2 separate regions of the Mus musculus genome follow, and region 1 is linked to region 2. The links are chromatin loops, found by intact Hi-C in ENCODE. Cell type or tissue: left cerebral cortex. All regions are shown on one strand. Each heading gives the region's core, and the rest is flanking DNA. Links, peaks and the distances in the headings are about the cores only.

Evidence for each region. Hi-C counts contacts between places; a loop is a spot of excess contacts. Peaks named below come from ENCODE experiments on the same cell type or tissue, not always from the same donor. Only the 100,000 strongest peaks of a DNase experiment are listed, where the experiment ranks them.
Region 1: a loop joins it to region 2, with 2.3 times the contacts of the local background. A loop is called at or near these places in 5 of 42 quality-filtered maps.

The regions. Positions count from the first base shown.
Region 1 is chr11:72,313,002-72,315,501 of GRCm38, reverse strand. Xaf1 (XIAP associated factor 1) reads right to left here. Exons shown (of 6, transcript NM_001037713.4): 6 at 1,769-2,500. It overlaps Fbxo39 (F-box protein 39), which reads right to left and starts at 1,058. Exons shown (of 4, transcript NM_001099688.2): 1 at 967-1,058. In left cerebral cortex, for the core only: no CTCF peak of the experiment used is centred there; a DNase peak (open chromatin) is centred at 1,149; H3K4me3 peaks cover 550 bases.
Region 2 is chr11:72,236,866-72,244,056 of GRCm38, reverse strand. It overlaps Slc13a5 (solute carrier family 13 (sodium-dependent citrate transporter), member 5), which reads left to right. Exons shown (of 12, transcript NM_001004148.4): 12 at 421-2,063. The coding sequence ends at 552. It overlaps Gm34252 (a long non-coding RNA gene), which reads right to left and starts at 239. Exons shown (of 3, transcript XR_388821.2): 1 at 1-239. In left cerebral cortex, for the core only: a CTCF peak has its summit at 3,378 (motif pointing right); a DNase peak (open chromatin) is centred at 3,479.

The sequences.
Region 1 (2,500 bases), core at 1-2,500, 73 kb before region 2:
GTGCTTGTCCAGCACACCCTGAGCTTAGGGTTTAATCCCTAGCACTGCATAAACTCGGCATGGGGTGCTTCCCAGAACAGTGTGTGTGTGTGTGCTGGGAAGGGGGACTTGCTAAATCAAACCCCAACAAAGTCACAGGCTAGAAGACTATGTTGGTGGGCTACAGATGTGGTGTGTGTGTGTGTGGTATAGGTTTTCACCTTCCACCTTGAAACAGGATCTCGTTTGTCATTGGATAGTGCAAGAGATTCTGAGGTCTCTTCTGTTTATACTTCTTCTCTTATTGTAGGATAGCCAGGATTGCAGCTGCAGCTTTATATAGTTCCTGGGGATTCGAACTCATGACCTTACACCTCCAAGGCAAGTGCTTTACCCCGTGAGCCTTTTTGTCTGGGGTACCCCCCCCCCACGCAAGGATCCTCCAAATAAATGAGAGTAGCACTTTCTCTGACAGGAGGCAAAAGAATATAGAGGCCTGTCAATTGCTACTGTAAAGTTAGTAAAAAATTTTTGTGCCTCAGTGTTTAGTCTGACAATAGGAATAGTAGTTCCTTTCTCCTAGTTTTGGGAAATTTAAATGAACGGATCCAGGGACTACACCTTGGAGGTAGAAAGTAATCTAAGAGCAAGCTGCAATTAGTAAGCTGGGGACAAGGTACTTCTGCATTTTCCTTATGAAGATGAGAACGCGCCCATTTTGCAAAAAGAGAATCTAGGAGTGTTGGGAGCTTAATGGAGTTTCCTAGTGAGATGGTGTTCTAAGTGTGTGGGGTATGGGATCCGAACCCATGCCAGTAATCCCAAACCTGGGCTTGGTCCACCATAATATGACACAGCTGCCAACCAGCGAGGGAAACTTAAGACTGTCCCGTCACCAGGGCGGCGTGCCCCTCCCATGCGGGCCCAGCGGCTGTGCGGGGCCACCACTGCCCTCCTGGTGCGTGGGTGCTTCGGGCCACCCGTTACCGGATCGCTGCGCCCGGCTCGGGCTGCAGGGACGCGGAGCGCGCCTGCCCCTCTGCCCGCGCTGCTGCTCCCACGCCGACTCCAAGAGCATCAGGAGAGGCGCCCTGTGCTCGCTGCGGCCAAGCCCACAGCCGCCTTTGTGACGCGCAGCCACCCACTGGCTCTGCTAGTGCCTGCCGGTTGCTGAGTCCCAAATCCGGAGTTGCCAGATACACTGAAGGCGAAGGAAGAGGGTGCTGCATAGACCCAATAGGAAAGCCCGCGGGCGGAGGCAGGAGACTGGAAGGAGGCGCACCTGGTGAGAATCGCCAGGCGCTCTGCCCAATCCTCTGCTCATAGCAGCAGAGAGGTCTGAACCCAACACTGTGTTCAGGTCGCTTCCCTCCAGTCTTGACCTCCGGGAGCTTTGAGCCTCCATTCCAAAGCCCAGGTGAGGACTCGTCCATTCCTCATGCTAGCCATGGGCCTCCACTTTCCTATCCTCAGATGAGGTAACACCTCACCCCAAGAGGGTGGGTGACATGGCTTGAACCTAAGGTCAGTTCCCCTTTCCAGCTTTCAGAAGGTGGTGCACACGTAACCCTTGGCCCTTTCCTACCCCAGTGGGTAACCTTTGTGCTGAAGCCCAGGTCTAAAAGTTGAATAGTGTGTCTGTCACTAGATAAGCTGCCCCAGCCACTTACTCCATACTTTACTGCTAAACCTCATCTGCACGCCCCCTTCCTCAGCTACCTCAGCTACCCTGCGGGGTGGCTTCACCTTGTCACCCTCCCCATCACCGACGTGAAAGACACAGCTCTAAAAGGATGCAGAGATAAGTTTATTTTGGAGCCAAATGAGTGACTGTGGTCCAGAAATACAGATTCAGTTTGCTTCAGATATCTGTGCTCTGACCTTGGTAACAATTTCTGTGAAGTTTTAAAATAACAAAACAAAGAAAGTCACTTTACAAATTCTGGTGGTACAACAGGTGAGCGGTTATAGCAAAGCGGGAGACCTTGCTATAGGCTCCAGATGCATATGTGATGACTTTCTTAGCAGTTGGGATCCACTCATATGTTTCAAAACTTTACCTAGGAGTCACAGGATGTTAGGTCACACACAGATGTGGGCAAATGGCTTCTTTTTAAGGGGCTAAGATAGTTCAAGATGGCCCTGCACCATGTGAACCTCCCTATGACGATTGCCCTTCTAACAATTAGTCTTTTAAGAACTCCCAGTATAAAGACTTTCTGGGAACTCTAATTCTCCCTGGTCTGCCCCGCCCTGCCCCTCCCCTTCCTTCCCTACCTCCCCCTCCCATTCTTTCCCTTCCCTCCCCTCCCTCCCCCTCTCCTTCTCTTTCCCTTTCTTTCCACTTTCCCCTCCCTCCCTCTTTCCTTCCTTTCTCCTGCTTCATCTCCCCCTCTAGGCCTCATATTCCTAACCTGTCTTGTCCAGAAGAGCCAATGAGGAAGGCAAAGAAAAAGGTCAGGGAGAAACTTAGGATAAAGCAGGGGTTTCTTGAGCCACCAACCCAGCAGTTGAGCCTAGG
Region 2 (7,191 bases), core at 2,012-4,511:
TTATTAATGATCTCAGATCCTCTTCCAGGGCATTCTGGGGGTTCCTCCTGAATATTCTCTTTATGTAGTGGATCCCAGAAACCATATGCTGCAGATTTGATTCTGGACCACAGGAAAAATTCCATGCTGGGGTGTTGGAAAAATGTCTCATGAGTGTCAGGAAGGCATACAAAATGGGTGGCAGAAAGAGCTATGGGAGAGTCACGAGACGTGGCTGATGTCTTACACCAGCTCTCTGAAGTCACTTTCCAACATCACAATGGGTGTAGAGAACCCACCGTGCTGGCTCCTTCCAAGGGATTCTATCAGCGACAATGACACTTAATTTGCTTTGTCCTGAGACGAGAGGAGCCCAGTGTGCAGGAACACAAGGCCCAGTCAAGACCTGAGTTGCTGACTGATCCTGTTTTTACTCCCTAGATGAAAACAGGATTGATAATGAACTTCGTTGGAATCCTATCTGTGTTTCTGTCAGTCAACACCTGGGGTCGGGCTATGTTTAACTTGGATAACTTCCCCGACTGGGCAAATTCAACAAGTGTTAACACTTAGGAAGAGCCGCAAGAGCACAAGCATGCCCCCCCCACCCCAACCCTTTTGAGGACTATGAACCTTCTGGCACACCTTGCACAGAGCACTGGTGCTCACACTCTAGTGTGATCCAATGATGTCAACACCCCAAGAAGATCTACCCAACTATATCAAGTTCAGAGATGGCAATGGATGATGGGAAGATAAGCTCAGAAGGGAAAGGAACCCCTTTGAGAGGTCGCGAGGCCCATCTTTACTAGGACCCTTCCATCTCTCCTGGGACAGGCAGGAACCAGAGGGACCAGGGCTCAAATCTTGTACTATGTGGCTTTGACAGACTACTGGCTCCATGCTGGGCTCCCGGTTCTCACATGCCTGCTCCCACGGTCTCCACACGGGGGGGTGGGGGGGGAGCGGATTGCCAGGCTGGGAGCCCCGTCCTGGTGCCTCTTCTGGATGTCCCCAGATCATCATATCTATCACCACGAGAGAACTTCCCATCCAGGGCAGAACTCTGATCTTAAACACTTCCCACTGCCAGAGTGAGAGTGGGAGTCATGGCCTCCTGAAAACTTGGACTCTGCATGGTGCCACCACCAACCATTGAGTAGTCTGAGGTGCTAACATCAGGCCCTCCTGCTCACTCCTTGGCTGACCTGCCCCCCTACTTGCCTCATTTCATATTTCATATTCATTTCATATTTCATATTCATTAACAGTTTGAGCTCCCTTCCCAGCTCCCCAGTAAGCCCTCCTTCAGCCTCCAGATCCCCACCCCCCTAGCTGAGGCTCCCCCAGAAAACCCCTGGTTTTTTTTTTTTCCAGGGAGCTCAGTTTGATCATTCTGGGAATTCTTGTCCTGCCAGCCTGGTGCGGCTGGGATCACACTTCAAGGATGGACAGTGGTGTCTCTTTGGGAGATGGTGTTCAAGTGGGATACCTAAGTCTTCCCGTGGCTAGATCCAGAGCAGATTCAGCCGGCTCATTTCCAAGGGCTGGGCCACTGCACAGTTTGTCTGTCCCCGTTGGACTCTTGAGCTCCTCTGGGAAGGCCTTTCCCTTGCCGGCTGTGCATTGTGGCCAGGACTGGTAGCAACAGAGCATGGCTGAGAAGGAGCAGCGTGCTTCTTGGTGTCTGAGCAGACAGACCCTGCCAGAGTAAACTGGCTGAGGGGAGTGTCCATCATATGAAAGGGAGACAGGAGAGGAAGCTCTCCGTTGTCTTTCAGTGATACCCTCTTCCTTGCTTAATTTGCTCTGAAAAGAAGCACAGTTGGGTAGACGAGGCCCGTGGATGTCATTTTTTTTTTTCTGGGCAGAAGACAGTATGGGGACCCAAGAAGTTCCCATCAAAGACCAAGTATGTGCCTGGCTCCTTAGGAGGGATGACTCCTGACCACACTGTTGAAGGCTTGCTCTTGTCAAATACTCTGTCTGCTATGGAAAGTTCCAGTGTGCTGACTGGTCTGTGATTTTGTACCTTGTGAAGGAGACAGAGGGAGGCAGATGAATAAACAGTTGCTCTCTGTCCACCTCCTGGGTGCCTGGCCTTCCTGGACCCAGGGAATTCACCAGTTATCGTATTCCACATTTGCGGCTGCCCTGTGAGACGGCCGGCATTAGGACCCTCATTCATCCTTGGAGAAAAACAAGGCTCACAGCATCCAGGGGATGAGTTCTAGGTCCAGCTAGTTGGCAGTTCTGGATCCCATAAAGACAGGCCTCTCCTTTTCTCCTCCTTTTACCCATGGAGGGCTTTGGTCTTATTGGGCTTATAGGGAGAGGTAGGTGGCTGAGAGCCAGCCTACCCTAAGATCCTGCTTAGCCAGAGAAGATCTCTAAACATGAGACCTTCCTTGCTGTTCTCTCTGAGATGGACTCAGGACAGAACTGGTCCCTTCCCTCAGACTCTTCCCGAGGAAAGTGTGATCGAAATAGTGAACTCTTGTCTCCCATATCACATTGACAGCCTCTCCTTACCTAACTTTCTGGTCTCCACAGCCCTATTATGACTGACAACTACTGACTGCTCTTGGGTTTTAGAGCCACCATTGTGGCTGTGCCAGAGCAGGTCACCATGAGTATGACCAATAACTCAAGGACTGGCCTATATAGAATATGCTTGATGCAGTGAGCTATGCTGGGGCAGTAGAGCATCTCAAGTTGGATGGTCAGTGGGGAGGAAAGGGTTTGGTAGGGTGGGTGGAGGACTCTACTACTAGACACTACCCAGCTGAGGGCTGAAAAGAAGATTCTGGAGAGCAGGACCCATAGTGGAAGAGGCTGACTTGAGGCTGTCTGAGTGACATCTCTTGCAAATGGATAGAGGTGCACCAACACACATGGCCTGTGTTCATGTGGAATGCTTTGGGTTATAAATGACTGAAAATCAAGTGGACAGCACATTGCCATAGGGTCCTCCGATGTTTACTTAATGGGAGTGTGGAGGTAAGACCATCCAGTTGCCCACCTAAGCCACCAAAGGCTTGGGCTCCACAGTCTGTTCTGTCATCCTCGGGGAATTGTGCTTTTTACTCCCCCACTGCAGCCGTGGGTCACATCCACATCTACGGTCCTTTCAGGAATGAAGAGAGGGTGCAGGAGTTGGGGGTTCCGGAGGTGCCAAAGTACATCTTTCTCTTTTGTTAGGGAAGACACAACCTCTCTCAGAAGCCATGTGGGGACTCCCTTTTATGCCTCACCGGGTAGAACCAGGGTACACTGACAGAAGAGGTGGGTTTCATAGATCAGGAATTGGCCTGTGTTTCCTGATCCAGGGATTTCCATTTACTAAACATGAAAAATCGAAATCCCAGCAGAAAGGGCAAGGCAGGGGGAGCTGCTGGGTAAGCAACAGTGTCTGGTGTCCTCTCTCCAGGCCACTTGGTGGCTCCGTCTCCACAGAATGCCCCAGGAAAACATTAGAAGATTCCAAGAGTGCTGGTGGCTTGATTATCAAGGAGCTTCAGGATCGCTTCCATTTCCTAAAGGCCAGGTTTCCTCTGAGGGCCCCACTGGACCTCCATGGTTATACTGTGCCCCATAGAAGCAGCTGGGTCCCCACACATGACATGGAGCAAGTCAGTCTGCACTCTGGGCCTCAGCTTCCACTGTGGAAGGGCCAGATTGGGCAGTGAGTAAGGGCCTTTCCTAGAGTTGGAGATGCCCATCTTAGGTGACCACCCCCTCCTTCTGTCAGCTATAACTCCTCCTCAAAATGCCTGTCTCTGTCCCTGTGCATCAGCTGAGAGTGAGTCTGTGACTTTCAGTTCCCATCTGAGGTTTAGCTAGCTGCAAAAGGGCCACCTTTGGGCAACACCTATATTTGCCTTCAACATTTTGTATCCAGGCCCATCCTCTTACTGTGTGAACCAGACATTTGGAGTCACAATTAGCTGAACACAAAATTCTGAGAATTATTGTCTTCTGAATGTACTTGCCAGGGACTTAGGAGTCCATAAAGACCTCTCATTCCAAAGGCCGTGGCCTAAGGAGCTTCTTACCCTCTGATAGCTAAATTATGACTCTCCAAGGGCAGGCTATGGATGTCCTTTTCTGTTCCCTCTGAACTCACAATTTCTTTGGGGAATCTACCTGGAACAGGTGAAGTCACATTTTCCCAAACCCCCTGCTTGTAATAGACAAGCTTTGGCTCCAGACTCTAGGCAGGACATCAACTCGCTAACAGAGTCACCCCTGCAATGGATAGATATTCTTGGTAAGACCATGGGTATATTCATATTTATAGAAATAAAGGCTGACTACTGAATTGTCTGGTGAGAAACTACATCTAGCTTTCCCACCCTAAAGCAGAGTCCCCTCTTCCCAGCAACCTCTCCTCAGCCTCACAGCATCTTAAAAATCTTGTCTCTCGGCCTACCAGGGGCAGGTTCTAGCTTCTTCACACTCCAAGCCTTTTACACAGATGAATCTCCTCACATCACAGGAGGGAGCTTTTCCATTCTGCCACTGGAGGTGTCCATCAGCCTGAAGTCTTTGCAACAAGATTTTCAGTTAAGTTCCACTGGAAACTATGGAGGCGGGGAGGACACAGGAGCTTGGGAGATTCATGATCTGCCTGTCCAAATGCCATTTCTAACACGGAACCTCAGGCTGCCCTCACCGTCCTGATCTCAAAGACAGAGAGAGGTTGGAATTCAATCTCAGAACACCCTGTTATCCAATCAAGACTTTAAATCAGGCTTCATAGCATCAACAAATTAATATGAGCAAACAATAAGAAATCCCAAGAGGTCAAAGAACTGTCTTAATGATTCTCCTACTTCAGACCTTGAGTCCCTCTCATTTCCTCTCCAAAGGTCACCACCAACTCCGGCTCACATAGCTCTATAGAAGCATTGCACACATACAAGATTATGTAAAAAGAAAAACTTGGGGCTGGAGAAATGCTCAGCAGTTAAGAGCATTGACTGCTCTTCCAGGGGTCCTGAATTCAATTCCCAGCAACCACATGGTGGCTCATAACCATCTGTAATGGGATCCAAGGCCCTCTTCTGGTGTGTCTGAGGACAGTGTTAGCATATTCATATACATAAAATAAATAATCTTTAAAAACAAGCTTGCCTCTTTATGGCAGATAGAAGCCTATGGTATGTATATTCTGCCATGTTTCCTTCCTTCCGCCACACATGAAATCATCTGTTTGGGGATTATTCTATTTCAAGACATATTAAACTTGGATAAACTGTTTTTCATTCAATAGTTAATTTTAAATTTGAATTAAGATTAAAAAAAAAAAAACCAAAGAGGATGGAAAGATGGCTCAGTGGTTTAAGAGCACTGGCTGTTCTTCCAGAGAACCCGGGCTCAGTTCCCAGCAGCCACACGGCAGCGCACAACCGTCTGTGACTACAGTTCCAAGGAATCCAATATCTTCAGGCCCTCAAGGTCATCAGGCATGTGTGTGTTACACAGACATATGTGCAGGCAAACACTTATATATGTGAAATAATAATATATATTTGTAAAAAGGTGAAGTCAAATTTTGTAGATGACGCCGTCTGAAGTGTGTGCAGTCAAAGTCATCTACCTTGTCAGCCACGGCCTGATCCCATCACCTTCCCCTCAAAAGATTTTCCCATCTCTTTCAGCAATCTGTGCCTCCTATGGTGGGGGGCAGGGCCTGGTTTGTCTTCTTGGGTCGGTTTTGCCCACCGAACTTCACAGGAATAGCATCATACAGTTCAGACTCCTGGGTTGGATTTCTTTTACTTAACAAAATACTTTTGAGATTTATTGCTGTGCATATGTTCGTTTCTTTTCTGTCCTTGGCATGTAGTAGTCTGTTGTGGATTTGCGATAGCCTGTCTATTCTGTTGGTGGACATTTGGGTTTTCGGTTTGGGGCTATTATAAATAAACCTATTATGAGGGTCTCTGGATACTTTGTTTTTGTGGACATATGCTTTCAGTTTTTTTTTTTTTTTTTTTTGAGGGCCTAAGAGTGAATCTCCATCTTTAAATATCTGCTCATGTCTCACTGTAATTGTGCAGTGCAGAATAAACAAATCCCCTATTGGTGGACATGTAGGGTACTTTTCGTGTATGGCTGGCGCTACCCAAGAGAAATATGTGCATAATCTGTGCACTAAATTTGTGACATAGGTAAGAAGAGTATGTTCCTAGAATGACATGCTGGCTTGAAGGATGTGAATTTGATTCTGAGATACCAACATGAATCATATTCAACCCTTGTTCCTTTATCTTTAAAAACTGCTATTTCATGGCATTCATTCATTCATTGTTCATTCATTCATTCATTCATTCATTCATTCATTCATTCATTCATGTGATGCCAGGGCCTGATGAATGCTAAGCTCCACCACTCAGATATAACAGCTCTATATGTCTTTGCTATATTTCTTTATGTTGTGAATAATGTTGGATATTTCCTTGTGTCTATAGACTTATTTAGTCTCTTTCTGTAAGATTTCTGTTTCTTGCTCATTTTTCTTTTTTTAGAAAGGCTTTAAAAGGGTTCTTTCTAGAGCCAAGCATTGATGGTGCACACCTTTAATCCCAGCACTTGTAAAACAGAGGCAGGAGGATCTCTGTGAGTTTGAGGCCAGCCTGGTCGACATAGCAATCTCCAGGATGGCCAGGGCTACTTAGAGAGACACTGTCTCAAAAATACAAGAGAGATGCTTAGGGGATTTGTCAGAACTCTTTCTTTCTCTCTCTCTCTCTCTCTCTCTCTCTCTCTCTCTCTCTCTCTCTCTCTCTTTCTTTCTTTCTTTCTTCCCTTGGTTTTTCGAGACAGGGTTTCTCTGTGTAGCTCTGGCTGTCCTGGAACTCACTTTGTAGACCAGGCTAGCCTCGAACTCAGAAATCTGCCTGCCTCTGCCTCCCAAGTGCTGGGATTAAAGGCATGCGCCACCACCGCCCAGCTGTCAGAACTCTTTCTTTTTCTTTTTCTTTTTTATCTTTAATATCTAATTTTTAAAATTAGGTATTTTCTTCATTTACATTTCAAATGCTATCCCAAAAGTCCCCCATATCCCCCCTCCCCTATCCACCCACTTCCATTTCTTGGCCCTGGCGCTCCCCTGTACTGAGACATATAAAGTTTGCAAGACCAAGGGACCTCTCTTCCCAATGATGGCCTACTAGGCCATCTTCTGCTACATATGCAGCTAGAGAC